3 separate regions of the Mus musculus genome follow, and regions 1 and 3 are each linked to region 2. The links are chromatin loops, found by intact Hi-C in ENCODE. Cell type or tissue: heart. All regions are shown on one strand. Each heading gives the region's core, and the rest is flanking DNA. Links, peaks and the distances in the headings are about the cores only.

Region 1 (9,831 bases), core at 543-8,542, 310 kb after region 2:
TCCAAGGAGCAGGCTGTCCCACGCAAGAGGATGAAAAACTAACATTTTTAAACAAAAGAAAAGTCTCAAGCGGGCTCATCCCAGCACTGAGGCAGTAGAGGTGGGGAGCTCAGGAGGTCAAGGTCAGCCTTGACTACATATCGAGTTTGACACTAAACCACATGAGATCCTGTCTCCAGAATCCCCCTGTGCCGATGCCACAGGAGATCTCTACCTCTAAGTGACCCTGGGACTAAGCATTGGGGTTCAGGGGTAGAAATCCTGGGCTGCCATGAAAGGTGGGGCCTGGATCCTTGGGGGATTAGAGGACTAGAATGCTGAGAGTCATAGCCAGGGTGAGCTATACAACCTTCCTTCCCTAGAGACTCCAAACAAAATCAGGGCCAATGGCAACTCCAGGGGGTGTGGCTATGGAGAAGCAGGACCACCATCCTGGCTCACACTTCAAGGGGAGTCTGGAGGCTGAGCAGGCATTTGGGTTCCTTGAATCCACAGAGAATGAAATGGGGGTCTCCTGCCTCATCCAGCCAGAGTTTGAGTCGCTGTCCAGAGGCCGGGCAGCTTGCTCTATCCAAGCCTGTCCCTGAATGTACCCCTCCCTATATGGGACAGGCCACGCTGAATCCAGATGACACTTTGGGACATGCTGTCTGTGCACCTTCTCCTGAGTCTGCCTAAAGCTCACCAGATGGCTCTAGGGTCTGCAGGGCAGGGCACAGGACCGTCCCAAGCATCACCAGAGATGACAACGGGCTTATCTGACTGGAGGGCTGGCATGTTGCAGGCTGGGCGGGGCTAGAGTCAAGCAGTATGACTCATAGGTGCACCAGCTCCCCTAGGCACCCTTGAAATGGGTTGCATTACCGTGGGCACCCCCCCAAACGGGCTACGTTATTGTGCACACACACCCCAAATGGGCTGTATTAATGTGCTCAGTGGTTTTCCTCGTAATTGCAGGAAGCCGAGATTTTTATGAAGAAACTGCCTATTCCTTCACCCATAACTCATCTCCCTGCCTCGACTCTAATCAATCACCTCCCAGGGACTGGGAGTTCTGGGCCACCCCATGGCGCCCTCTCAGGCTAGGCTTTCTACTACCTTCTTTATAGGCTCTCTGCTAAGAAAGACGCATCTGCACACTTAAATATGCATGAAGGACAGTCATTACTCTCTCGGTTTAAGTTAATTAACAGTAACTGTCTGGGTGCTATTTTTTCTTAAGCACCAAGAACCGATGCATGGTGGACAGCCCCCAGCCTGACTTCAAGCCCTGAGAGGCTTTGAGGGACCTGAGAGGCGTCATGCAGGAGACACTGGAAATAAAGGCTCTTTCAGAGTTAGTGCGTTTGGAGTCTTGGGAGTTTGGCCCAGGTGGTCAGAGACAGGTGAGTGTGGTTGTGGTGGCTGAAGAAGGCAGGGTTATCCGTGTGATTTACTGCTGTGGGAAAGAGAATGGTGCCAGGTCCAGAGCCAGTGAGGCTCCTGCAGGAGACCAAGGAGGCGGGACTTATGGGCTTCTGGGAACTTATTACCAAAGAAGAAACCAGACACGATGAGGGCCGTGGAAAGAGACAGCGTGGTGTGGTGAAAGTTTTGGAATTTTGATTTCTTTTAAAGACACAGAAATATTATGAGAATGTTTTACCCCTGGGTGTGGGGCTGCTTCAGACTGTCTGCAGCAGCTGACTATGATTTGCCTCATGCTCTAGCAGAGGTGTGGTTTTGCCAGCTGCAGATAGTTTCTGTGATTGTGTGACATTTGGAATTCTGGGAAGTTTTCAGAGAGGAGGGGTTGGTGATTGGTAGCCACTGAGGGAAGTTGGTTCGGGTTGTTAGGAGCCATGATCAAAGAAGGAAAAAGAGGAAAGAATTATATTCAGGGGTCTCTCTCTTTCTTTCTTTCTTTCTCCCCCTCCTCTCCCCTCTCTCCTCTCCTCCTTTCTCTCCTATCTCGGCATAGGAGGTGAAACCAGAGGGGTAAAGGGTGGGGAAATAAAGAACCCACGAAGTAGCAAAGGCTACAGTGCAGGATGTGTTTCTCCAGCCGGGCAAGGACAGCCAGAGGTGGATGTTACAGTAAACAGGGCATGACAGCATGAGCTGTCACAGGACGGAAAGACGGACCCAGCAATGAGGCAAAGTGAGGCAGGCATCTGAGAATGGCAGACAGTGACCAGAGCACTGTGTGCAGGGGAGGTTGAGAGTATCTCTCAGAGAACCCAGATGGAGAGCTGGAGACCCCTGGTGGGGCTGCCACTGAGGAGGCAGGAGATAGTATCCCCAGGAGGGAGATAGTCGAGATAACGAACAAACAAATGCTCTCTCCATCTGTCCTCAGCAGGAACAGAGTAGGGCCCGCAGAACCAGGCCTGGTCCCTTGGCACTGGGTCAGGATAGACCGGCTGCATGGTTTGGACTTTATTAAATACAAGACCCAAATGTCAGTCGTGCAAAGGTCCTGGGGCAGAGAAGAGCCTGGTGCATTCACAGATAATGAGAAAAAGGCCAGAGCTGAGAAAGGAGGGTGAGAGTGGGGTCAGTATAGACCGGCTGTATGGTTTGGACTTGGGGTTCACTCTGCTGAGGCAGGAGCCTTGGGGGATTTGATCAACGGAGGAACATGGTCTGATTTTCATTTTAAAGGGAGCTGCCCAACTGTTGTATTTGAGCATGGGCCACGGGGGTGTGGGACTGGAAGACGACAAAGATGGTAGAGAGGGGAAAGTGGAAGTTGGGGGTCAGGACCCAGAGTGGCTTGAGATGGAACCCCACAGGATTTCCTATCTGATGCAGAAACTGAGGAAAGAGATCACAGAAATGGAGGGGCAGAGGGGGTGGCACCTCAGGATTGTAGCTATAGCTGGAGTAGCCAGTGGGACTCCAGCTGAGGCAGGGCCTCTGTTTTAGGATTACTACTGCCAAAGATGAAACACCGTAACCAAGCAACGTAGGGTGGGAAGGGTTTATTTGGCTTACACTGCCACATTGCTGTTCATCATCAAAGTCAAGGCAGGAACCTGGAGGCAGGAGGCCACGGAGGGGCACTGCTTACTGCTCCTCATGGCTTGCTCAGCCTGCTTTCTTACAGAACCCAGGACCACCAGCCTAGGGATGGCGCCACCCACAGTGGGTGGGCCCTCCCCCATCAATCACTAATTAGGAAAATGCCCTACAGGCTTGCCTGCAGCCTGATTTTATGGAGACATATTTTTTTTAATTGAGGTTCTCTTCTCTCTGACAACTCTTATGTCAAGTTGACATAAAATTAGCCAGTACAGCCTCTGAACTGCAAGGTGCCATTGGCACCCAGTTAAAGAAGCCACCCAATCAGGAAAAGAGTCTTAGGAGAGGGGGGAGGCAACAGTAAGAATGTGGCTATCAGTGGAAGAAATGGATGGGGTTTGAAATCAGGTCTAGGAGAATCCCCATCGGGCCTCAGCTGTACAGTCCCACAAAGAGCCTGGGTGTGACATCAAGGAGAAGGCGGCTTGCTGAAATCACACTGGAGTCACAGTAGACAGAGGCCAGCTTCTGGGTGCCACTGCTTACTCAAGCCTGTGGGTGACATCTCAGCATGGGGCCTTCCTCCTGGGACTCTGGAAGAGGGCACTGAGAGTGAGTTCTACCCTTAGTGCCAAGGTGCACAGGGGACAGGAGGACAAGGGCACATCCTTCCCAGGATACTCAGAGACACATCACATCTCCCCAGGGGCCCATGCATGGTTGGAGGTCCTGCAGGCAGGGGTGAAGCCAGCCTTCACTTACACTGGAGCCTCCCCTCCCCCCACTTCCTCAAAGTGCAAACACTAAGTTCTCCCCTTCCTGGGATCACTTGGGACAAACCTGGTACTGGGGGAGCTTCCAGTGTTGGCAGAATCCTGTTCAGGTGGGGTAGCACTCACTCCCCATATCCCCTTCAGCCCCAGCCCCCCCCCCCCCCCCAGCAGGACTCTGGCACTGTGCAAAGTGGAGAAGGCTCCAGAATTCCTGGGGAATGGGGCAGAGCAGAGTGACTCACTATGGTAGGTCCCTCCTGCCACCTGTAGGGCGCCTGGGGGGTAGCAACCCTGCGCCTCATTCACAGGCTAACGACTTATTTCATAGCTGACTGCTCCGGCGCAAATGAGATTTCGAATGACCGCCAGGCAGCTGGAAAAGTACTAGGCCGCCCCAGAAGGGCTGCCGAGGGGGGGGTCATATCGCTGGAGCCCTTTGGTAAGCACCAGAGGGTGGTATCTCCGTGGCTTAAGCCAGGCAGACCTCCATCCACCCTGCCACTAAAATTCTAGGAGGCACCCAGTAGGGGCCGAGTTTTGTTTCTCTTTGCCCTTGAGAGTGAGATGTCTCTTCCCAGTGCAGAGGAGGCTGCTCTGCTGTACACTGGTGGCCCCAGCTCCCAGCCTGGGTCCTTTCCAGGTGCCCTTCTGACCTGCCAGAGCTGCCCCCCTCCCACATACTGTCAATCTTCCCAGATACCAGAGTCGGAGGGAGGAAAGTGCAAACACTAACCGTTTCTCCTGCTTTCTGATTGATTTCTTTTTCTTCCCTATTCAATTTTGCACATTGAAATCTTGCATCCTTTCGGCCTTGCCTGGTTCAAGGTCTGCTCCTGTTAGTTTTGCAAAGCTGGATCTTGTCTGACAAACCACTACTAATTATTTCTCCTGGTCCCTGGGAGGAGAGGAGAGAGGGGAGGAGGTGCTGGAGATGGAGCAGCACTGAGGTTAAATGACTCGCCCCAGGCTACAGAGAGCAGCGGGTGCTGCCAGAGCCTCCCACCTCTCTGCCCTCCTCCCTGGACCTGGGGTCCCAGTGAGAAGACTGGTTCCTACTCAGGCACTTGCTCCTGAAAGCCCTGTGATGGCCCTGCAGAGAGCAGGCGGGGACCTGCTCGATCCGGCAAGGCTCAGGAGCCTGTGTGCACTCCGTAGTGTGAAACAAAGTCCCTCCCTCTCAGCAAATAAAGCTTCCACTCCCATGAGATGCCTCTTTTATTTAATGGCCTAATTTCCAAAGGGCAAATGGGCTGTGGGAAAGTTCAGGGCAGGGGGAGTTAACCCTCAGTCAGAACTGTGCGCACGTTAGCAAGATGATCTCGCAGATGGGAAGCTGTGCTGTCACCCCACTCCTGGCACTGGAGGGAAACTGAGGCCCAGAGGGGTGGCAGTTTTGCCCATACATGACACAGTTATCAACACAAAGACCAAGGCTGTCATCCAGGTCCCCTGAATCCTGGTCTGCTTTCTGTCTGGGATCACGGGACCTCCTCACTCACCTGTGCTGGGTAACTTTCAAGGGACCCTTTACCATCCCTGAAGCTCTGAATGTTAATCCTGATGGAGCGCTGGCCCAGCGGCCCAGCAAAGAGCAGATGGCTGTCGTCTGAAGTGGAAACTAAGCGTTCTTTGGAAAGTCAGTTGTGTGTGATGGTGTTTTGCTGGGGCAAACACACAAAGGACTTTTTCATTAAAGTGGACACAGGTGTGGAAGGCTAAGGCAGACTCTTGAAGGAACGTTTCCCTGAAGCAGACACAGGAGATAGGATGCTCTGCTAAAGCTGGCACGTGAAAGGACACACATGTATTGGTCTGTCTTACATTGATTGCATAGTTGAGCTGCATTTGTCAGGACTCCATAGAGAAAAATCTTCTGGTGACGTGCTGCGATTTGTTGCTGCTTCCTCGGACACAGGGTGATTGAACGCAGGTGCTGAGGGGAGGCATGTGGAGAGCACGTGATGTTTGGATGGTATAAATAGGACTCCATGGAGTGACGGAGACAGAGCTTGGCTTGCTGGTACAGCTAGTTGTGCAATGCTTGTGGGTCTTGAGTCTTCGCTGATCTTCACTTCCCTGAGAGAAGCACAGCTGAGAACTGCTGCTGTTCCTGCTGACTGGAGCCGAGGCTGAGGCCTGGCTGTCTCTGCTGGGTCGTGTCACCGCTGTTGCTAAATGGACTGCTGGTGTATCCGTGAAGTATGAAATTTGTGAGTGGGCTGAGCTGCCGCTGCCTGCTGACCTATGAACTGAACTGACAATTTCCAGACAACACAGACAGGAGATGCTCCAAAAATCCTTTCTAAACAGGTCCACTTCCCCTGTATCCTTTCTTTCCCACTACCTCTGGTGGATGGCGGGCTACAAGGGAAGTTAAAGTGTTTAAGAACCACCATTAAAAACAAGGTTTGAAAAAATTACAGTTGTGTCACCTGGTGGCAAAAATCACATGGCCAGCCCACTTATGTCTGCTTCTTCTACAAACTGAATGGAAATTTTCATTCTAACGTTATACTAACAAAAGTTCATTTATTTATAAACTGGAGCTGTAGGGGCAGTTCTGATTCTAAGGTCCTGTTCCCCAATTGGTCCTTGATCTGTCAGTAAAGAAAGCCACAGGAAAGTTGCTGGGCAGATGGGATAGGCGGGACTTCCAGGTCCCTGGAGGCAAGCAGAGAGATGCAAAGAGGGAGAGACAGAGTTTCCAGGGCCATATGAGATCTCAAAACTGAGTGGCCACACAGGCCACACCTACAGGCGGTGGTCAGGGGCATCTAGCAGGAGCTAGATGGGACTTGTCACTAAAGTTTAGGGCAGGTGGGAGGTGCAGAGCCAAGAGTGATTTTAAGGCCACGTTTTCCAGGCGAAAGATAGTACCACCCAGCCATTGTGCCAAGAAGGCAAATTGAAAACAAACAACTGTGTGTTTCTGTGTCTTTTATCCCTGGATTCAAGGGAAGTTGGGCGGGGGCTGGTAGCATGGCCCAATCCCGGAGCTTAGGTGGGGTAGCAAAAAGCTCTCACCAACATAGGTTACTAGCAGTTAGCCACTGTGCCAGCCTCCATTGCTACCTCCCTTTCTGCTGGCAGAGAGAGTTTTGGAGAGTGGTTACCAGTACAAGAACCCCCTACCCTACCTCCCTTGCTAGGGACATTGAGTTCCCTGGGTGCTTCTGTGGGAACAGACCCTGCCCTGCCAGATGACTCCACACATCCCCAAAATACACACCACATGCCTCAGAGCAGTCGTGAGTGTCTGGGGACCGATGTCAAGATTTGACCTGTAGGTGAGGAAGTCTGCATCCAGACTCAACCTCCCCCATACCAGCTCCCTCTCTGATCACCATTATCTGCCACATTCTTCCAAACACTGAAGAACAGGAGGCTCTGGTGTTCTTCTATGCAAGAAACCTCATTTCCTACAGTTTCCCTCTCCCTCTGCCCTATGGTGAGACCACTTCCCTGTCCCCAGAAGGAAACTTCCATCCCCTGGGTGTTAGGAGGGGGACTGGTATCCTGTAGTGTTGTCCTAAGCTCCTGGGATCTGGAGAGCAGGCTGGCTCTGGGACCAGGACCACAATTCTCTGGGTGGCTTTGCCACATGAAGTCTTTTTAGAACTCTTATTTGTATTTTTTAAGCTGGGAATTGGTGGAGTACGGTCCCAGGGGATGCGGTGCTGTTGTCTCTGCAGAAGAGCAGGGGTTGGTTCAGAACAAGCAGGCGGCCAGTGCCTGCTGTCCCCATGCTACAGCCATCCCTTGGGAGTTCTTGGTAATCAGCCCCACTGGGGACTCAAGAGGCCACCAACACCTGTCTGCACCTTGCCCCATGTGTGTGAGGCCTGTCAGCTCTGGTTTCCCTGCCTCTCCTGGTACTCTTTTGTTGTTCACAGTCTGACTCAATAAGTGGGTTTTTGTTTGTTTGTTTGTTTTGTCTTGTTTTGTGAACAAGCTCTCCCAGTGTCTTGGCTGTGGACTTGACTGCCTGCTGTATGCTCATGGACCCTGGGAGTAATGAAAATTGGGGGAAGGGCGGGAAGGATCCAAGCTGAACGGAGATGAAGTGATCACGTTTTCAGAGAACAAGAAAAGTGAGACTCAGTCCTGGTTTTAAAAAAAAGAAAAAGAAAAAAGAAAATGAAGGCCTTTAGTGTTGAGACTGGAGAGATGGCTCATCAGTTAAAAACCTGCATTGCCCTCAAAGGACCCCAAGTTTGGTTCCCAACACCCACAATGGGCAGTTCATAACTACCTGTCACTCCAGCTCTAGGAGTATCTGAGCTGTCCTCTTCTGGCCTCTGTTAGCAACTACACACACACACTCTTAAAAAATCAGGGGCTGAGCAGTGGTGGCATACGCCTTTAATCCCAGCACTAGGGAGGCAAAGGCAGGCGGATTTCTAAGTTCAAGGCCAGCCTAGTCTACAGAGTGAGTTCCAGGACAGCCAGATGTCTTAGTCAGGGTTTCTATTCCTGCACAAACATCATGACCAAGATGCAGGTTGGGAAGGAATGGGTTTATTCAGCTTACACTTCGACATTGCTGTTCATCACTTAAGGAAGTCAGGACTGGAACTCAAGTAGGTCAGGAAGCAGGAGCTGATGCAGAGGCCATGGAAGGATGTTACTTACTGGCTTGCTTCCCCTGGCTTGCTCAGCTTGCTTTCTTATAGAACCCAAGACTACCAGCCCAGGGACGGCACCATCCACAAGGGGCCCTTCCCCACTTGATCACTAATTGAGAAAAGCCTTACAGTTGGATCGTCATGGAGGCATTTCCCTAACTGAAGCTCCTTTCTCTGTGATAACTCCAGCCTGTGTCAAGTTGACACAAAACCAGCCAGCAGACCAGGGCTCTTACACAGTGAAACCCTGTCTTGAAGAATAAAGCAAAACAAAACAAAACAAAATCTCTAGCAGGCAGGCAGAGGAGACGGCTCAGTCAGCACCCTGTGTTGCTACAGAAGAAGACGAGCAGCTCAGGCCCCAGCCCCACACACAAGCTGGGCACAGCCGTGTTCACCTGTCATCCTGTGCTGGGGAGATGGAGGCAGGAGGCTCCCTGGAGCTCAGTGGGTAGCCGGATGAGTCAGACTGGTAAGCTCCGGGTTCAGCAAGGAGAGCTATTGGGGAAGACATCTAACGTTGCCGCTGTCTTCTGCACTCATACATGCACAAACTCCACAATGTGTGAACAGGGAACCAACCAGGGGAAAGAACCAAAGAGCCCAGAGCACCCAGGGCCCTGACCTTCGGGCCTTCCTTCCCTTATAGAGATTTATAAAGCAGGATGATTTAAGGTGGCTGAGAGGAGATTAGCCCCTGGTAGGCAGGCTTGTTCTTGACACAGGACCCAGATAATAGCTGGGTGACCTGAGCCTGGCCCCACAAGATGGAGATGATGCACTGCTTTCTCCCTAACCACACTGGTGGGATTCCGTAATTACTGAGGTGCACAGATTAACCATAAGACTGAATAGTTAAAAGCAGAGCGTAATTGCCTGGTATCCGTCCTCTGTAATTTAGTATAATCTAATCATGGACAAAGCCCCAAAGAAAGCAATCTGAAAGCACGCGCTTTCCTCATGCGCAATGTGTTAGCACACTGGTGATACAGTCTGTGCCTCAGAAGAAGGCTCAGCCTCAGACACCTATGTGTGGTCCAGAGGGGGAGCTGTGCAAGGCAAGGGGCACAGCAGCCTGTAGAGCCTGTTCCGGCATTTCCCTCTCACTCCATTTACCTCCTCCCTTGACCCGCAGGCTGGGAGAGAGCTGGTGGGCGGCCCCTCTTGCACGAGGCACTGAGATGAGGTAGCAAGCAGGGTCCACTTGAAGCCACACCAGTGGAATCTGAGCCCCACTTTTGACTGCATTCTCCCCAGGACCCCCACACACCCTCTGTGTGATGCCACTATCGTGTGAATCAAAGGAAGCCTGGGTCAGCTGAGGTTCTCAACAGTGTGAGTCAAGAACACACTCGGCATGACGAGGACTGAACGTGTGTACTGTTTCCTGGCCGGGAGTGGGGGAGGGAAAAATGGAGCCATGAAAGATT
Region 2 (9,831 bases), core at 1,088-9,087:
ATTTATTTATTTATTTATTTATTATATGTGAGTACGCTGTAGCTGTCTTCAGACACTCCAGAAGACAGAGTCAGATCTCATTACGGATGGTTGTGAGCCACCATGTGGTTGCTGGGATTTGAACTCGGGACCTTTGGAAGAGCAGTCAGTGCTCTTAACGGCTGAGCCATCTCTCCAGCCCTCAAGAGTGCATTCTGTAGCTGGCACAGGGCTATATACCTTTAAACCCAGCGCTTGCAAGAGGCAGGCAGATCTCTGAGTTTGGGGTCACCCTGCTCTAGTGAGAAGCTGTTTCAAAAAGAGAGTGGTTAGAGTGGAAACTTAAGGGTTGTATGGAAGGTAAGTTGTGTTAGATAGTGTTTGCTGGGGCAAACATGTGAAGAAACATTTAGCTGAAGCAGACACAGGAGAGAGGATGTTCTGCTAAAGCAAGCACACGAAGGGACACGTGATGAAGGATTCTTCACTAACAACACACGTGTATTGGTCCGCCTTACACTGTGTAGTTGAGCTGCGTTTGTGGGGACGCCATAGAAACTCACCAGAAATCTTCTGGTGGCGTGCTGCAGTTTCTTGCTACTTCCTTGGACTTGGGCTGATTGGCAGAGTGATGTCAGCTGAGACAGACACACGTGCTGAGGCAAGACCCGTGGAGGACACGTGATGTTTGGAGGGTGTATAAAAAGGACTCGATGGAGTGCCAGAGGCTGAACTTGGGCTTGCCCGCAGAGCTAGCCATGCAAGGCTTGTTGGTCTCGAGTCTTTGCTGATCTTGCCTTTGCTGAGAGAGTCAAAGCTGAGGCCTTCTCCTGGTGTCCCTCCTGGCCCCTCCTGCTGACTTGTGTTGATACAGCTGAGGCCTGGCTGTCTCTGCTAGGTTGTTGCTATCCTGACACTACTGAACTGGACTGCTGGTCTATCTGTGAAGTGTTTGCGAGTGGATCGAGCTGCTGCTACTAACCTGTGAACTGAACTGCAGATTTCTAGACAACACAGACAGGAGTTGATGCAAAGAACCTTTCTAAATAGGTCCACTTCCCCTGTATCCTTTCTTTCCCACTACCTCTGGTGGGTGGTGGACTAGAAGGGGGGTTAAAGCATTTAAGAGCCATCATTAAGGGCTGGTGAGATGGCTCAGTGGGTAAGAGCACCCGACTGCTCTTCCGAAGGTCCAGAGTTCAAATCCCAGCAACCACATGGTGGCTCACAACCATCCGTAACAAGATCTGACTCCCTCTTCTGGTGTGTCTGAAGACAGCTACAGTGTACTTACATATAATAAATAAATAAATCTTAAAAAAAAAAAAAAAAAAAAAAGAGCCATCATTAAAAATAAGGTTTAGGCCGGGCATGGTGGCGCACGCCTTTAATCCCAGCACTCTGGAGGCAGAGGCAGGCAGATTTCTGAGTTCGAGGTCAGCCTGGTCTACAGAATGAGTTCCAGGACAGCCAGAGCTATACAGAGAAACCCTGTCTCGAAAAATCAAAAAAAAAAAAAAAAGGTTTAGAAAAATGAAAGTTCCAGGTGGAGTTGCTGGTTAAGTGCACTGGGCACTCACTCTTGCAGAGAACCCGGGTTTGATACCCAGCTCCTATATGATGGCTCACAACAGCCTGTTAACTCCAGTTCCAGGGAATCTAACACTGTCTTCTGGCCTTCAAGGGCACCTGGCCTGCATTTGATACACAGACAGACATGCACGCAAAACACCCACACACATTCAAACAAAGAAATTCAAGAGGGCTAAGGAGGTGGCTTAATGGCCGTGTGCCCTTGATACGCAGACTCAGGCTTGGCCCTAGCAGCACACACAGAGTGCTGTCTTCTGCTTGAAGCCCGCCATTCCTTGTCTGGTTGCTAGGACAAAAAACATCCAGGACTGCAGAGACTCTCAGCTGCCAAAAGCCGGGCTCACTCACAACTGAGACAGAAGATTCAGGCAAAGGCAGCTTCAGGGAAGGAGAGTGTGCTTGGCTCACAGTTGAAGGGGGTCATTCCACCAGGGCAGGACAGTGGCTCCGGGGCTTCCCAAGGGATGCCGCCTCCTAATCTAACCTAGTGTAGACGTTCCCCTTCCCCTCCTTCCCCCTCCCTTCGTGAACTCCAAGGACACTATTATGGGGTCGGTAGTTTCTCTCCACGCTCTGGTCGCCTGACAAATGGTCTTGCTGGCTTGTCTTATCTTGTCTTTTCTTTTCTTTTCCTCTTTCTCTCTCTTTCTCTCTCTCTTTCTTTTTTTTTTTTTTTTCGAGACAGGGTTTCTCTGTGTAGCCCTGGGTGTCCTGGAACTCACTCTGTAGACCAGGCTGGCCTTGAACTCAGAAATCTGCCTGCCTCTGCCTCCCAAGTGCTGGGATTAAAGGCATGTGCCACCACTGCCTGGCCTCGCTGGCTTTTCTGATTTGGTTCCTTTTGTTTTCAGATGGACAGGCCTGGACCTAGCTCTGTGGCTTAGGGTGATGCTATCTTCTGAGCCTCCTAGGACTGCAGGTGTGGACGACCACACTGCTGCTGGGGACTGACCTCGATGCTTCCTGCATGTACAACTGAGCTGCGGCCCTAGACCCTTTTGGGGTGTGTGTGTGTGTGTGTGTGTGCTGAGACAGGGTCTCACTGTGTAACCCTGGCTGTCCTGGAACTCTGTGTGTGTGTGTGTGTGTGTGTGTGTGTGTGTGTGTGTGCACTGAGACAGGGTCTCACTGTGTAGCCTTGGCTGTCCTGGAACTCACTCTGTAGACCAGGCTGGCCTTGAACTCACAGATACCCCTGCCTCTGCCTCCCAAGTGCTGGGATTAAAGACATGAGCCATTCTTGTCTTCATGTTTCTGTAGGCCCTTGGTTTCCACAGCTCGCTGTCTCCCCTCCACACATCCTCTCAGCTCCCCCATCACCCTCCCACCCCTCAGCCCCTGTCTAATTCAGACATGGTCAGACTCTTTTGGTCCCTGGAGGTCTCTGCTCAATCCACAGCCATCAGCCCCTCTGCATGCCCTGCCTGGCTCCCGGCCCTGCTGTCACTCCTCTGCAGGGAGTCCCCACCTGGCCCTGGGCTTCACTGGGCACAGGCCTTCATCCTCAGGCGTTGTCCCTCCACTTGGCTGGGGACGGAAGCTGCACGTTCCAGGTCTCCGGCTGTGAGGGCAGGGCAGGGGTGATGACCTTTGTGTTCCCTGAAGCTCTGTGTGAGGTCACAGTCACCGGGATCCTTGTGGTGAACTGATAGACACCTCAGCCGGCAATGACCATCAGGTGCCAATTCACTTCTTATGATTGTGTCTTATTTTTGCTTAATATTGGCCTGAGCCAGCCGGTTGCTGTGACCTCAGGTTTCCTATTTTCTGCATAAGGGCTGCATGGAGAGGCCCATGTGGGTCCTAGGGAGATGGCAAGCCCTGTGCTTCTCTCTCTACCCCCCCTCTCCTCCTCCTCTTCCTTCTCTTCCTCTTCTCTTCTTCTTTCTTCCTCCTCCTTCTTCCTTCCTTCTTCCTTCCTTCTTTCCTCTTTCATGAACCATCTTTTTTTTTTTTGACTGATTGGAATCCTCAAGATGAACTGGATGCTGCGACAGCTGCCCTCTTGGGTTTAGGTGTTGTTCCTTCACAGAATCCATGTCTGCGGTAGACAATCTTTAGGTGCCTCATCTGACCAGTCCCGGTAGTGTTTCGTCTCTTAGCCTTGGCACTCCAGCTATACTTTCTCTTGTGCTCAGTAGGGAGCCACACTTGCCACAGGTCAACTTCTGAAGGTGGTAGGCCTTGGAGCTACAGTGGTGGCACAGCGTGTGTGTCTTATTGCGACGCTTTCCAAAGGATGACATTCATCATCTTGCTTCCACTGGCGAGGCCAAAAAGCCATCCTGATGGCCCAGTCTAGTGAACATTTTTGGGTAGAGCTTGAAGGCCCATTCATCTAAGCCAAGATAAGCCATTTGGTTAAAGGACACCCCACACCCCCATCTCAACCCCTTCTCTCTGCCCAAGATGGCAGAGTCCCACATAAAGCCCTCTGTCCCTTGTCTGAGGGTAGACCATGGAACACCCCAGCCCCTCTGCCCACCATCTCCACTCCTATCTCTGTTATTTGTACATCTCTGTAAGTTCAAGACCAGGTGGACCCAAATAGTGAGATGGTGTCTTCACAAAGTAACCTACCAATTAAAATAAAACAAACCATGCCACAGTTAAAACAAAGAGGGGTAAGGAAGAGCCAGGTGGTGGTGGTGGCACACACCTTTAATCCCAGCACTTGGGAGACAGAGGCAGGTGGATCTCTGAGTTCGAGGCCAGCCTGGTCTACAGAGTGAGTTCCAGGACAGCCAGGGCTGCACAGAGAAACCCTGTCTTGAAACGGTCCACCCCCCCCCCCCCAGTAAGGAGAGACTATTAGGGAAGACATATTGAACCTCTGGCTCTAGAGATACACACATGGGTACACACAGAGGCACAAATGTCACACCTCTCTTGGGAATATCAGCCTGGCCTTGCTAGGGCTGACAATGCTCAGGAGGCTGAGTTCTTTGTCGCCTCCCCTGTCACCCCACACATCTCTGGGGTTGCTGAGGAGGGGGCTACCTCAGGACAGCCTTCCTTCCCTGCACTGAGAGTGCAGCTGTGTGCACTGAGTCCCTGCTCTATTTTGGAGAGTTCGAGGCTGGGGACCTTGTGCAAGTCTGCTGTCTATTGCTGTGATAAAGATGTAGCCCAAAGGCAACTTGGAGAACACAGGGCGCACTTGGCTTACGGGGCCCTGATCACAGCCCATCAGTGATGTAAACCTAGTCAGGAGTCAACACAGACACACGGAGAGTCACTGCTCGCTGTCCACACCAGGACAGTAACTGCCATGGCTGCCCTTTCTTTTCAGACATGTCTCCCTGGGTAGCCATGGCTGCCTTCTGAATGCTGGGATCGAACCTGTTTGCTTCCATGCCTGGGTCTAGCTTACCTTCTTACACTTGTCTCAGGATGAAACTGTGGTCCTCCACATCAATTAATCAAGAGAACCCCCACCCCCACCCCCAGCCTTTCCTACAGGCCAAACTGATGGTGGTTTTTCTCAATAGAGTTTGCTTGTTTTCAAATGACTGTAACTTGGGTTAAGTTTACAAAAGAGAAATCACGGGCGTTTTGCATAGATTTGGGTTTGGCTGGTTTGAGGTGCAGCCTCAAACTTAGTCGGAGTCCTTGTGGTTCGAGCGTGCAGCAAGGGTGAGAGAAGGAGGGAACTGGGATTGGGAAAGGCTGACGGTTACAACTTTCTACCCATCCTTGCTGGCTTCCACACCTCGGCATCGCAGCCCACTCAAGAAACCGGGGACCCGCACGGGTCTCTTTCAAAGGGCATATGTGGATTAGAAAAGCCTTGTCGTCATTGCAGGTGAGTGGCTGCGCACGAATCTGAGGGCGGCGGCCCAGCTGGAAAATGGTCCTGAAATAGGGGCCCTGCCACCCCCGCTGCCTCCTCCCGGAATCTGTTCAGGTGAAAACAACTCTCTGCATCCCGGCGTCTCCCCCTCCTCCCGCTCCTGCCAACTCACACCTGAGCCTGGGTCCCGCTCAGATCCGCGGACGCACCAGCGGCCGGCCAGCGCGTGCAGTGAGGCCGCTCGGCCACGAGGCGGCGCTGCAGGCCCGCGATGGGAGCGTACCCAGGTTCTGCTCGCCGCCGGCACCTGAGAGCCCATCTCTATTTGAAGGTGGTGGCCCGAGGCCAAAGGGAATTTCATCCTGTGGACGATCCTTAGAACAATTCACTCATGCTGCTACTGGTGCAGGGGAGGGTCGGGGCCCTGCAGGACCCCCCACCCCACCCTAGGCCTCTCATGTTCTTTGCTGCTTTTGGTCCATTTCCACACTTTCTGAAGCCTAAACTTGGTAAGAGATAGCCCACTGATCATGTGCCCAGATAACATTAGTTACACATTACAAGGTATAGAAATGGAGGAGACACATAATTCCTCCATCTTTGGGAGGAGAACCACGGACATGAGTACCCTAAAATTCTCCACTTGGGCTTATAAGGTTGAGGGGGAGTTGGGGGTAGAGAAGGGATCTGGACAGAGGGTGAGAGGGGGCCATTGGGTGCTGCCTCCAGATCTGCCCAACCTGACCCATGGAGTGTTGCCTCTCTGTAGAGGAGATGCTGTAGATAGGGGTGGCCTGACTGCACTGTGACTGTGGCTTTGGTGTGGGCCGTGGAGCTTTGAACCTTGGGGCATGTTAGCTCCAGGGGACTACACCCTCTTGTGATCCTGGATTGGTGCTGTGTTGAGATAGGGTTTCCTCGTGTAGCCCAGGCTGGCCTCAAATTAGATGCTCCTGAGCCCACAGATGTGTGCTAAGTAGAACACCTTGGCTGACTACCCCAGCCTCCTTGGTCTGTGTTCTCCGGGCCGTGGTGTGGCTCGTTTCTCGGCAGCCTGCACCTGGGCAGTGTGGAGGGAGAGTTGCCTTGGAATGGCGTCTTTGACATCAGGTGGGGATCCTGCCTTGGGGTCTCTGAGACTGAGCACTGGGCTAAGCTGACTTGGTTTCTCCAGGGTCCTGGGATCTGCGTGCCACACTGGCCTAGTAACTTTGGCTTGGCTTCTAAGTGTCCTCTGATCCCCCGTGTGGGTTGTTACAGGAGTGGCTGACTCACGTGGTCTTGGTGGCCCACCTGAAAGCTTACAAACTTTTTCTTCCCGCACCCAGTGACACAACCCCACCCTGGGTGGGGACAGCTCTTCTCCTCCTCTGCCGTTCCCACCTTCGCCTGCCTGTCCCTCTCTTTTTCCATTGTGGGGGCCCCACGTCCCACTCCAGCTGGTTGAAAGTCTATTAATATTTCAGTTTGATGAATTAAAGATTCTTCCCTACCCTCCTTCTGATGTCCCAGGAGGGAATTAAGAGCGCATCCGATCCAATCAAACGCCATTAGAATGCAGCCCACGAGGGTAGGAGCCTGCGGTGTAAGCTTTTCTTCCCCAGCCTGCTTTGTCCTCTTTGGGGGTCTGCGCAGGGGTGAGGTGGCTGAGAGGCAAAGGCAGGAGGGGCGGAGTCAGAGGTCACCAGGGACTGGGGGTGTGTCCTTGCAGCTGTGACCTCTGCCCCTGGCCAAGGCACGAGATCCTGTTCCCCTCCCTGCAACCTCCATGGGCTTTTTTTCTGGGTCAGCCCAGCTTTCATGGTGCTGTGTGCTCCGTCTGAAGATAACCTCAGAGAAGCCCTTGGATCGATGGCCTCCTCTGGCGGCTGGCAGTGAACTGTCCGGTGGCGTTTCCAGATTTCTGTCCATCCTGGTCCCCTACAGTTAGATACAGTTCCATGGCCGCTGTCCAGCATTTTCCTAAATAGGCCAGGGCTGCAGTGGGGGGGGGGTGGCTGACAGAGGGGCACCCCACTCACCTATCAGCTGGGCTGTGTGGCACCAGCCCCAATCGTGGGGGTGCCTTACTCCTGGTCCTTCCTTTTTTTCCCATCCAGGCTAGAGTTGAGTGGCAGACCATATTATGATTCAGTTGATGGCCAGGCTGGGACAGCACCAGATAGGACAGCAGGCCTAAGAGTGTTGGCAGGGCAGAGGCAGAATGTCCTGAGATGTGGACAACAGATGAGGTTCAGCAGGAAGACAGGATGGAGGAGACTTGGGGGGAGGGGTTTTGCAGGGGGGAAGCTTGACATTGCTCCAGGTCTCCCCTCTCCTCCCCTGTCCCCCTGTAGGCCTGTGCATCAGTCCAAGTAGCCGGCTGGATGGTGTCCTCTCTTGTGCCTGTCACCTGGCAGCTCTTCTTGGAGCTCAGGGGCCCTGCCACTCAGCCGAAGGAGCTGCGGAATGGCTGGCCACCAGGCTGAGGGCGGGAGGAGATTTTAAATGTTAATTGTATTTTGACATCTGGGCTTGTGACATCCATCCTAATGACATTTGGCTCGCGGCTGACAGCCCCTGGACGTGTGGGGAGAGCGGGAGAGATGATAAGTAGTTTTAAATTGCAGAGTGGCAAAGAAGCCGAGAAATCCTGAGTCTTAAGAAAAAAAAAAAAAGAGAGACAGGGAAAGGGGAGGAGAGAGTGGAAAGGAGCAGGGTAGGAGGCAGCCTTTCTTGTCAGGGAAGTCAGCCTCTCACTGGTCTCTGAGCGCCAGCTGTATGCTCTGTGCATTCACTGTGCAGACAGGCGGCAGTCAGAGGCCTTTGGAGGATTCAGGTGTGTCCTGCTGTGTTACACCCCTCACATCTGGATCTTTTGGTTTTTAAACCCGTGCATCCTTCAAGGCCCTTGTCCCAAAGCTTCCCACCCTGGAGGCCTGCCTATCTGAGAAATTCCCATTCCCAGCCATTCAAAGGTTCGAGGCAGCGGGTGCTCCATGAACTAGCCTTCGCGGTCCTTGGGTGCACGAGACCACTTTCTGCTCTCTAGCTCAGGGGCAGGAGAGATCTCTGTCTTCTCTGGGTTTTCATGCCATGGCTCGACGCTGGAGCAGACATTTTCCCAGCCTCCCCTGCTTCTCCTTCTTCACTGCTGGGAAATTGAGGCTGACCAAGGAAATCGCTTTCAGACCAGGAAACCCTGGAGCAACAGTTGGGAAGCAATGTGGGCCTGGAAGCGCCCTTGCTCTCTTCTGCCTCTCTGTCTGATGTTCCTCCTGCCCTGGCCCCTGTGTGCAGTCTTCATGTTAGTGGCAAGGGGCAGAGAGACCCCTGTCCCCCTGATCTCTTGTCCTGTATCCTCTTCCTATGATGCAGGGTGCTAAGGGGTGCCTGGGACACTGCGGAATGTCTTCCATTTGGAGTCCTCCTGTGGCAGGTGCTGTGGTTCTGGGAGGTGTAGCTTAGCCCAGCCATGCTGGATACCTGTCCTTACCTTCTGCTGTTTGCCTGTAAAGACAGATGGACGGTGTGGATCTAGAGAGATAGCTAAGCCTTGTCCCTTCCTGTCCCTAAGACCGAGTGAGAAAATTTGCCAGTGTCTGTGCCCTTGAGACTTGGTTTCTGTCTTCTGCACGAAAGGGCTGTGTGATTCTAGGAGCAGGTGGCACTGATTTCCTGCAGTCCCTACCCTGATCTTGCAACCCCAAGTCAAGGTGACCTCTGACCCCTGGGTGCCTGCATGGTGACTTGGCTCTCTGCATTCTGCCAGGGTGCAGCTGTATTTAAATAGACATTTCTACCTGATTGGCTGGTCTAGGGGGGGGACAGGATGGAAACCCTCAGGGTCAGAGGGTAAGGCATGGCTGCGACCTCGGCCATTTGTCAGAGAGTCCGTAAGTCCTCCCAGGACCATGCTCACCGTGACTTACTGTAATGGACCCCAACTGCAGGGCTTTCAAAGACAATGGTTCTCTCCTATTAGATTTCTCTGAATGCAGGAGTCACAGGACGGCTTTGCGACTCCAGCTAAGCGGCTGGCACAGTGGACAAACTCTTTTTTTTCTTTTGGGGGAGGTCAGGATACAGGCATGAAGAGGGAGTTGAGGACAGGGAGTTGGGGACAGGCCAGCAGGAATGCTCAGTGGACAAAGGTGCTTGAGACTACAGTCTGACCAGGACCCACACCATGATGGAAAGAGAACTGACTTCCACACACAGATTATTTAAAGATAGTAAAAGAATCATTTTTAGGTATATAGGTGTCATGTCCATATGTATGTCTGTGTACCATGTATGTGCTTGGGTACCCAGGAGGCCAGAAGAGGGTGTCAGATCTCCTGCGACTCAAGTTACAGACAGTGTGTGGCATCATGTGGGTGCTGGGAATTGAACCTAGGTCTCTGGAAGAGCAGGTGGCAGTGGGTGGTGGCACACACCTTTAATCCCAGCATTTGGGAGGCAGAGGCAGGTGGATCTCTGAGGTT
Region 3 (9,831 bases), core at 1,178-9,177, 390 kb after region 2:
TATTCAGAGATCTATGCAGGGTGCGGGTAACACATCTGTGTGTTGGAGCTAACCCTCTCCTGCAGTGGGTTAGGCTGAAAAGAGGAAATCGCAGCTAAGCATTTAATTCCCTTTTAATGTTTACATTATTAACACCGGTGTTACAAAGCGATATTTTTACTTTCGCACGATTTAAATGTGCGATTCGATGACTAGATTACTGGGATCATTATAACTTGGAATCGCTCCCTTGCACGGCCCTCCTCCTTTGCTAATGCCCGGTTTCTATAAAGAGCGATTAGGGTTCCCCAAGTACCCATTCTGAAAGGCTGGGGAGGAGTGGCCCCAGTGGTGCTTTCCGCTGAGCCAGGAGGCTGCATTGGCTCTGAAATGAGTGACAGCCAGCAGGTGGGTGTTAAAATGGTCATCAACTCCCCATGAGGCTGGTGACACTGAGCTGCGCGCCAGGCAGTGCCCATTAATGTGCCCAGACTGGCGCTGGGTGATTGACAAGCTGCTGAGCTGGGAATCTGGTTCAAACCACCCACAGAGGGGAAGGGAAAGGGCCCTAGGTAAGACAAGGTTAAGAGGGTCTGGGGCCCTTTAATGTGATATATAAGAGCCAACTCCGTGCCTGTGCTGGCTAAAGCCCCTGACTTACACCCGCATGGCTGCAAAGATGGAGGGGCTCAAATCTGGACTCTGTCATTTCCCAGCTGGCAACCCTGGCCAATCTTAGCCTCTCTGCCTCAGTTTCTACCCCATAAATGGAGAAGGGCAATTGTGGCTCTTGATTAATAGCCCCCCCCCCTTTTAGTTTGTTTTGTTTTGTTTTGTTTTTTTGAGACAAGGTTTCTCGGTATAGCCTTGCTGTCCTGAAACTCTCTCTAGTGGCCAGGCTGGCCTCGAATTCACAGAGATCCTCTTGCTTCTGCCTTCCAAGTGCTGGGATTAAAGGCACGCGCTTAATTTACCACCCGGCTTACTTTACTTATTTTGAGCCAGGATGTTACTTACCTAGATGTGGCTGACTGGAAGTTACTATGTGAACCAGACTGGCCTTGAACTCACAGAGGTCAGCCTCCCTCTGCCTCCCAGATACTGGAATTAAAGGTATGAGTTTCCAGGCCTAGTTTATGCTCCTAAAGATGGAACTTAGGGCCTCAGACATGCTGATTAGCACTCTACTGACCTAGCTGCACTTCCAGCCCTATTTATTTATTTATTTATTTATTCATTCATTCATTCATTCATTCATTCATTGGCTCATGCTAATCTCAAACACTGTATAGCAATGATTTAGCCTTGAGCTTCTTCTTCCCAATATTTTATTTTTTTATTAATTGTACTTATTTATTTAATGTATGAGTGCTCTGCTGCATATACATCTCCCTGTTTGAAGAGGGCATCAGATCCCCCTATAGATGGTTGTGAGCCACCATGTGGTTGCTGGAAACTGAACTCAGGACCTCTGGAAGAGCAGTCAGTGCTCTTAACCACTGAGCCATCTCTCTGGCCCCCCAATTTTCATTTTAAAATGAGGAAACTAGATCTCAAGGGCTGGGGATGTTGCTCGGTTAGAAGAGGACCTGCCTGGTGTGATCCCCAGAATTATCTAAGCCAGGCACAGTGGTGTGTGTTGCAATCCTAGCACTGGGGAGGTAGAAGGAGAAGGGTCAGAACTTCAAGGTCATCCTGGGCTGCACAGTGATTTCCAGGCCCTCCTGGGCTGCATGAGACTGGGTCTCAGAACAAGAAATAAAGGTAAAAGCGTTAGCTGCCATGCCTAAGGAACTCAGTTTGATGTACAGAACCCATGTGGTGGGAGGAGAAATTGGACTCCTGCTAGCAGAGTTCTGACTCCTTGGCTGGTCCTCCCACAAGGCAAACAAAGGAAAAAAGAATCTCAGGGCAACTTAAAAAGCAAAGGGCATAAACACCCAAGGTTGTTTGCGCCGAGTCTCTGCTGCCCCTTTGCCTGGCAGCCTGCCTTAGCCACCCTCAGGTGGTTTCCTGGAGTGACATGGGACTGTGCCAACAACAGCCCCTCGGGGTCCGACCCAATTTCAGAGGTTAATCCGTTATCATCATGGCGGGGCAGATCTGGTAATGAGAGGAGAGCTGAGAGTTCCACATCTCCTCCAGCAAGGCCACACCCCTACTCCTTCTAATCCTTTCAAACAGTTTTACCCCCTGCTGACTAAACACCCTGATATCTGAACCTAGGAGGGGGGGGGGCCCTTCCTATTCAAACTACCACACCCATCTTGACTTTTCCTGAACTTACCACGCACTTTCAGCCTGTGCTTCTAACAAGCTAATATGAGGAGAGTGCCATGGCCAGCGCTGTTTTTATCATAGGTTAGCTTGGTGCTTGCCTGTCTCGTCATACTGTATGAAATGCACAGGGAAGGGGCCTTCAGCTGTCCCCTGTGGCCCATGACAGTGTGTACAGTCACAACCACAACTTCCATATTTATTGATACTGTTTTCTTTGTCTTTATTTTATTTTATTTTTGAGACAGGGTTTCTCCATGTAACCCTGGCTATCCTGAAACTCTCTTCGTAGACCAGGATGGCTTCAAACTCAGAGATCCACCTGCCTCTGCCTCTGGAGCACTGGGATGAAAGGTGTGTGCCACCACTTCCCAGCCTGTCACCATTTAAAAATCCTTGATAACTTAAAAAAAAAAAAAAAAAGTCTTACATTTAGCTCAGCATGGTAGTATGTGCCTTAAACCCCAGCATTCAGGAGGCAGAGGTAGCCAGATCTCTGTGAGTTCAAGGATAGCCTGGTCTACTTTAGTAATCTGCAGTGTGTACCCTGGCAGCTGCACAGCCTTGTATTGCCGTACTTGAGAGGCAGAGGCAGAAGCAGAAGGTTCTCAAGTTTGAGGCCAGCCTGAGCTACATAACCAAAACATGGGGACAGGAAAGGAGATGGAATTGGGCATGGTGGCCCATGCCTTTAATAGCCAGCACTTGGGAGACAAGAACAGGCAGATCTCTGTGAGTTCCAAGCCAGCTGGGTTTACATAGCAAGTCCCAGGACCTCCAGGGCTATACAGAGAGACCCTGTCTCAACCTCCTCCCTTACCACCACCACCAAACCAAACCACATTTAATTCCCTGGCATTCACATGGCCGCTCACAACCACCTATAACTCTCTAAGGGATCTGATGCACCAGGCACACACGTTATACCAGCAGCCAAAACACCTAGACTGATAAATAAGAACAGATTAATAAAGTCAAAATGAAATGGAAGAAAAGAAAGGATGGTTCTCTATACTGCCTAGCCACACATCCCGTGCTAGTGTGTGATCTCTGATGTTCTCCTGGCAAAATTACCAGAGAGCTCTCTTCTCATTTTCCCCACCCCACGGTGGGGAAAGAAGCAGAGCTTGGCTGTGTCAGGCAGCACTGTGGAATACAGAGAAAGAAATATTACCCAGCTGTAGAGGGAAATGGGGGAGGAAGATCAGGGGTGGCTCAGTAGCAATAGGAGGCAGGTCTTGGGCGGAGGTGGGAAGGAGGCGGAGGGAGGGGTTTAATCTGAGCAGATCAGTGGGTGGTTTAAACAGGGAACACTCTCCACAGTTCCCGAGGTAAGGAAAGGGAACCTTGGCTGGAGTGCCATGCCAAGGTGAGGCGCTTGGTAGGCATGCCCCTAGAAAATTTCCCTGATCACCCCATTATGTTCCAAGCCCCAACACAGCCTCACCTTAGCTGTGTTAGCCATGAAGCTGGGTGGCTTTCCTGAGGTTCATTTACTCCCTACTTCCAGGCATTGAGGGCCCCGGGTGGGCTGGAAGCCACAAGGGCCCACCCAGGTATGGCTTTAAAGAGCACTCGCCTGGCCACAGCCAACTTGGGAGTCAGGGGTGGCGAGACCCCTTGCCCTGTCTTGGGCTGTAGGGGGAGTAACTTGATGGCAGCAAATGGTTCTCCCTTCCACCTGAGGTACAAGTGTGGTAAGAGGTTGAGAAAGGTGCCAGGGTGCCAGGGAAAGTTCGTGCCCACTGCCTCCTTCTGTGGTCTCCCTTCCTCTACCGGCTACACTGCAAGGGCTGGCCAGACAGACAGTCCCGTGAGCTGCCCCACCCCCACCCCAGGAATTGCTCCCTAGGTTGTGAATGTTGAGAGACATTAGGGTCTGACAGACCTAGTTTGGAATGTGGCTTTGTTCATTCATTCATTCATTGAGCACTAATTTACAGAGTGAGTTCCAGGACACCTGGGGCTGCACAGAGAAACCTTCTTTCTCAAAAGAAAAATCACACACACACACACACACACACACACACACATATGATACCCATGTGATATATATATTATGTTAAATTTTGCCATAATAAAAACACTCATTCTTAGAGCTAGAGAAATTAGTTATTAAGAGCATTTATTGCTCTTACAGAGAATCAGGTTCGGTCCCCAGAACTGACACATGTACATGGTGCAGGTAAACACTCATACATATTAGAATAAAGAAAACACACTATAAAAAAATTGTTTTAAAGATTTCCAGGCTGCAACAATGTTTTTGGTTCTTCATAAGAAACCGCTCCATGTGGTGAGCAATGTGACCGGGAGGCTGGAGATGTAGCTAAAGAACTCTATCAGAGGTCCATGTGGTAGAGATAAGTACAGGGTGATGAGTGTGAGTGGGGCAGCTGTGTGTGTGTGTGTGTGTGTGTGTGTGTGTGTGTGTGTGTGTGTGTGTGTGTGTACACGACGGACGGTGTGTGTGTGTGTGTGTGTGTATGTGTACACGACGGACGTTAAGATCAAACACATATCCATCCAATAACAACCTGTATTTACATGCAAATGTTTCGTTTATGCAAAACAGCAGAGGTCTCGGGGGAAGCTTTTTCAGTCTCGAGCTTGTGAAGTCATTGAAAACGAAGAGCAAAGCTTTCCCCAGGGTACACCGCGTTAGCTTTGCCCCTGGGAGCTGGGCGAGTACCAGAACCAAGAAGCTGAAGAGCTCAGACCTCGCTCTCAAAGGTGAGCAGCGCCGCTGCCTGGAGGGGTGTGGGCCGTTGGTAGAACTGCGCATGTCCACGGGGAAGGCCAGTGCGCCTTAGTGCGCACGCGCCCTCTGCGGTCTTGACTACTCCCCCCCAGGGGCGGGGCAAGCGGGGCCCAAGATGGCCGCTCTCCGCTACCGGCGTTTCCTTAAGCTCTGTGAGGAATGGCCAGTGGACGAGACCAAACGGGGCCGGGACTTGGGCGCTTACCTGCGGCAGCGGGTAGCGCAGGCCTTCCGGGAGGGAGAGAACACCCAGGTGACCGGAGGGGAGGAGGGTGGGCACGTCGAAGCGATGGGCGGCAAGGGTGGGGGATCTGCGCATGCGTCGGCCGCTGCCAGGCTGCACGTGCGCGAGGTACCCATCTTGCAGTTAGCTGCGGAGTGCGACGCCTTCTGCGCAGTTTCCTTCCTTGTCTGCACAGTGTAGTAGTCAGTGAAGCGGCCCTGAGGTCCAGATGCCACTAAAGAGTCAAATTGTAAGGCGGGGTTGTTTCTTCCTTACCATCGTTAATGTGTCTGCGAGCCCAGCCTATCCCCAGACACCTCCAGCTAAGCCTCACTGCCTTCCGTCACTGTGAAACTGAGTCTCCCACACAGGTCCCTTGTGTGAGTAGTAGACCTTCTCGCCCCACTCAGGTTTAGGTTACCTTACCAAGCACGGCCATGTGCATGCATAGAACTAGGTTAGTTTCCAGGGAAATCGCAGTGAATTAGATGAGGTCTTTCTCCTTTTGCCTTTGGATTCTTATTCAGGACACGAGGAACAAATAGACTCATAAGACAGTTCCAATGAGTACTCTGATCGTGGTAAATGTAACATTAGTCGGGTTCCTGAGGCTTGCCTGAGGAAGTTACACATAGGTCGGTCTCGAGGCAGGGAGACAGTGAACACTGACTGCACTTCGGGAAGGGTGGCCAGGCACTTCAGAGGAAACCAAACTGACATATTACAGAAAAGAAAGCAAGCCTACGGGTAGTGAGTGGCATGTCTACAGCTAAGATTTGAAGCTGAAGGAAGGCAGGAGCCAGGCACAATACAGATTTTTTTTTTTTTTTTTTTACCAACAGATATGTCTCTGTACCCTGTTAATGCAGTGCCCACTGGGGCCAGAGGAGGGCATTGGATCCCCTGGAACTGAAGTTAGAAGTGGTTGTGAGCCACCATGTGGGTACTAGGAATCAAACCTAGGTTCTTTTTAACTGCCCAGCCACCTGCACTAGGGGTCAGATCTTACCAGGAAGCAAGGGAGAAGCCACCGGGGACATTTAGTCAGGGGACTGACGTGCCCTGATTTTCAAAGGTTCCTCTGGTGCTCTGGCATTGGGGAACAAGGAGCTGCAGAGAGCCTGCCGTGGTAGCACCGGAAGAGAGAGATGCCGGTGGTGGTTTGGATAATGGTAGTGGCACAGGAGACAGAAGTAACAGAAAGCAGACCATAATGTGCGGGTCACATCAGCAGCGCGGGTGTCCTGGATGTGGGGTGAAGGAGAGGAACCAAGGACAGCTCCCAGATTTCCCCTTTTCTTTTTTTGGCTTGAGCAGCTGGTTGCTGAAACGGGAAAGACTTAGATGGAGCAGGTGGGGTGTGGGAAGTGCATCGCACATTTGACGTTGGAGGCTTTAAACTCCCAAGTGGAATGTCAAGTAGGCAGGAGGTTATTTGAGCACAGGGCTTAGGTAAGAGGTCAGAGGTGAGGAGTGTGATGCCCAGCACAGGTAGGTGGCCAGATGGATGACCCGTGAGATGGACCACGACCTGCCAAAGCAGGAACCAGCTAAACCAGCCTGCCTCAGGAGTGAGACGCTCCATCAGTGGCCACCTCATGCCTGCACTGCTGATTGTCACATGGATGGCAGGTCAGGCCCAGGGTCCCCACGTTGCGCTGGAGGTCTTCACTGACCCATACCTTACGGATCACAAGGCAAACCCTGTGGGCTTTCTAGGGCTGTGCTCCCTAATTTCCAGTATGAGCTTCCTGCGAACAGAGATGAAGCCCCCACTCTGACTCTCACACCCTGTCTAATGTGGTTCTTGGTACACAAGAGCGTCTCCAGATGTAGAGGAAGTTTCTGGGGCAGTGGTGAGGTGAGAGGGCAGACTGTGCCCTGTGTGGACACCCGCTCCTCACTCACAGTCCTTGGTCCGAAGCGTCTGTGTATGTGCAGTCCCAGGCCCTGCTGACAGAGGCAGGCAGTCCTCGGGCTGGAGTAGCTTAGAGTTGGGCAGCCAGGGGCTAGATGCCAGAGGCGGAGAGACTGGTGCTCACCAATTTGATTGTTAGGGTAAGACAGCCAGCGGGGAGGGGAGAGCTTTTTCTTTGAGAGTTGTCATCCTTTGTCACCACCTAGGGACGCAGTTTCTGATCAGTCGAGGCCCACACAGACTTGAGTCATAGCTGCACCAGAGGTTCTGCAGCGGCTGATGGATGTGTTCGGGGTGGAGTGAGCCAGGGCGTCATGGTGGCAGCGGGCACATTACTCAGGACCTCTGTCGTAGCTCATCCTGATGTCACCTGAAATTGAGCCTGCTTGGGCTTAGTAAATCTTGGTGATAATTTTTGGAAGGAGTAGTCCTTGGCTGGGATGGAGAACAGAGTGAGTCACTCCCTCCACCACCCCCGCATCACTTAGGAAAGACCTTGAGAAGGGAAGGTAGCTCTGAGAGACGCTTCATTAAACCCACAGTCTCGGGATGAGACCAGGGGGTGGCTGATGGCTGTGACCCCCACCTTTCTGCCACTTGTCCAGAAAGTGGAACTGGAGGGGGTGGAGGCTGCTGTGCTGAGCGGCCTTGCTGAGACCTGCATCCTCCTGGCCTCTTGGCTTCCTGTGGCCCAACATCCACCGTACAGTATCCATGTACAAGAGTGTAGAACACTTGGCCCATCTCATCTGATTTTAGCCTTTGGGCCCCCAGGTGAAGAAGCTATCACTGTCCTGATTTTTACAGATATTGAAATTAAATCAGAAAAGTAAAACCTTTGGCTCGGGTTCCTTGACAGTAAGAGACAGTAGACAGCCCAGCCTCTGTGCTGAGGTCTCAGCAGGTGCCCTGTCATCCGGTTCTCTTGAGAGACCTCCTGTTAAGTTTCTTCTGTAAGCATCAAGTCCTCCCTCCCTTGATTCAGACCTTTAGGATCACAGCAGTTGGGGCAAGGAATTAAATACTTGAGGCCCACTTCCTTTTCTGTGCCAGCCACCACCTCCCCAGTGCGACCAGAAGCTAGGTGGCCCTCAGTGGGACACCAGTGCAGAAAGGCCAGGCTTGCTGGGAGGCCAGTTAATAATTCAGACTACAGACCAGAGCACAGAACCCTCTGCCTCCATGTGAGCCAGAGGTTGGCCTCTGGGGCAACTCTCGGCCCACCCTAACCCCAGCAGGAGGGGGTAGCAGTGGGGAGCCGGAACACAGGGAACACCCCTACCACCTCGTGCTTCTTGTTGCCTTTTGAAGTTCATGGCCGTGGGTCTGCTCTATTCTGAATACAGCTTTCTTAAGGGTTCTCACTCCCTGCTGCACCTCCAGCTTCAGTGTGGGGGCAGGGCAAACAGCTGTGCTTATTGACTTAACTGCAGGCAAAGAGCAGATCCCACTAATGAGTTGTCAGGTGCGGGCTGGCTGGCTGAAAGCTCTGCTCTGCCAGCCCAGTCAGCTCCCACCATGGCCCGGTTTGGAAATACTACTGCCTTGGGTGAAGGCTGCCTGTCCAGCCGTGCAGGCGGTGGCCGGTGTGTCTTACAGAGGGTTAGGTGATGGTCCAAGGAGGTTTCTAGCAAGGAACAGTGCCGGCATCTCATAAGGGATCCGAGGTGTGAGTGTAGTCGTCCAGGTGAGGCCTGGGCTCAGCACCTCAGTGGGGCTGCCTGGCAAGTGGCAGCCACAGAGAAGGCATCTCATTGTGACTCAGACTTTGGGGACATGGTCTAAGGACAGCATGTACTCTCTGTATGCTGCAGGCACTACAAAACTGGGGGTGAGGAGAACGGTGTCTAGGATGGGCTGAGTGCCATTGTCGTTCTTACCCTCGCTTTGGAGTGTGTGTGTATAAAAGTGTAGTGCAGCTTGCTCCTCTCAGGCAAATGGCTGCATCCAGTAGTAGTCCCCACTTCGTCAACTCCAGGCCTTCAGTGCCTGCCAACCTTGGTGTCCAGGCCTCCCAGCCTGCCTCAGTACCCTGCTCTGCCCTGTCGGTGTGATTCTCCACCCTCACACCCACACCTGTCCTGTTGAGCTCTGCAATGTTGCCATGCCCTGACTGCCACTCAGCTCCACACAGCTCGAAGCCAGGTTGGTTTTCAGTGTGCTCGTTTCTTGTCCCATCCTTGACTGCTGGCTGCTCCTTTATGTCCCTCACAGTCTGGTTCTCTAGCAGTGCACCTTCCATAGTAGGGGCTGAAGAAATAGACACCTAGTTTCATTGACAGGAAAGCACTCCAGGTCAGCATGGTTCCTGTCGGAAGTTCGTTACGGAGTCCTGGAACCCTGAGCCTCCTGGACCGGATCCAGCCCCGCCTTCATTAGCAGAGCAGTCTGCAGCGCCTCCCCAGTGTGCTCAGGCTTCCCTCGTGCCGCCGGAATAGGGTCCCCAGTACAAATTGCTGTCACCACCAAAAATTCAATTTTGAGAATCGAAATCAGCGCCTGTGGCACCGATGTAGATTTGTATGTATAAAAGTTTAATATGGTAAAGAGAAATTTACTGACGGCTGAGCAGAGAAACACGGAGGGAATGAGATGGAGCTGTGAAGGGCGCTCGTCTCCGAGCCTCCATTTCATTCACGTGTGGGGAACCGCGTTGAATTTTTCATAACGCCC

The links. Peaks named below come from ENCODE experiments on the same cell type or tissue, not always from the same donor. Only the 100,000 strongest peaks of a DNase experiment are listed, where the experiment ranks them.
Region 1: a loop joins it to region 2, with 7 times the contacts of the local background. A loop is called at or near these places in 14 of 42 quality-filtered maps.
Region 3: it touches region 2 in a loop (2.9-fold over the local background); 10 of 42 quality-filtered maps call a loop at or near these places.

Annotation. Positions count from the first base shown.
Region 1 is chr17:27,207,229-27,217,059 of GRCm38, reverse strand. Gm34736 (a long non-coding RNA gene) reads right to left here. Exons shown (of 4, transcript XR_385492.4): 2 at 4,833-7,880; 3 at 4,510-4,671; 4 at 3,250-3,596. Among named protein-coding and RNA genes, the nearest start is that of Gm34736, 7.3 kb to the right of the region's middle. In heart, for the core only: a CTCF peak has its summit at 4,066; DNase peaks (open chromatin) are centred at 4,199 and 5,166; H3K4me3 peaks cover 330 bases; H3K27ac peaks cover 772 bases; H3K27me3 peaks cover 2,874 bases.
Region 2 is chr17:27,516,557-27,526,387 of GRCm38, reverse strand. It overlaps the pseudogene Gm16005. Among named protein-coding and RNA genes, the nearest start is that of Grm4, 8.1 kb to the right of the region's middle. In heart, for the core only: a CTCF peak has its summit at 5,618 (motif pointing right); no DNase peak of the experiment used is centred there; H3K27me3 peaks cover 6,547 bases.
Region 3 is chr17:27,129,179-27,139,009 of GRCm38, reverse strand. It overlaps Uqcc2 (ubiquinol-cytochrome c reductase complex assembly factor 2), which reads left to right and starts at 5,119. Exons shown (of 4, transcript NM_026063.2): 1 at 5,119-5,270. The coding sequence starts at 5,133. In heart, for the core only: a CTCF peak has its summit at 5,003; DNase peaks (open chromatin) are centred at 5,079 and 6,669; H3K4me3 peaks cover 1,431 bases; H3K27ac peaks cover 1,267 bases.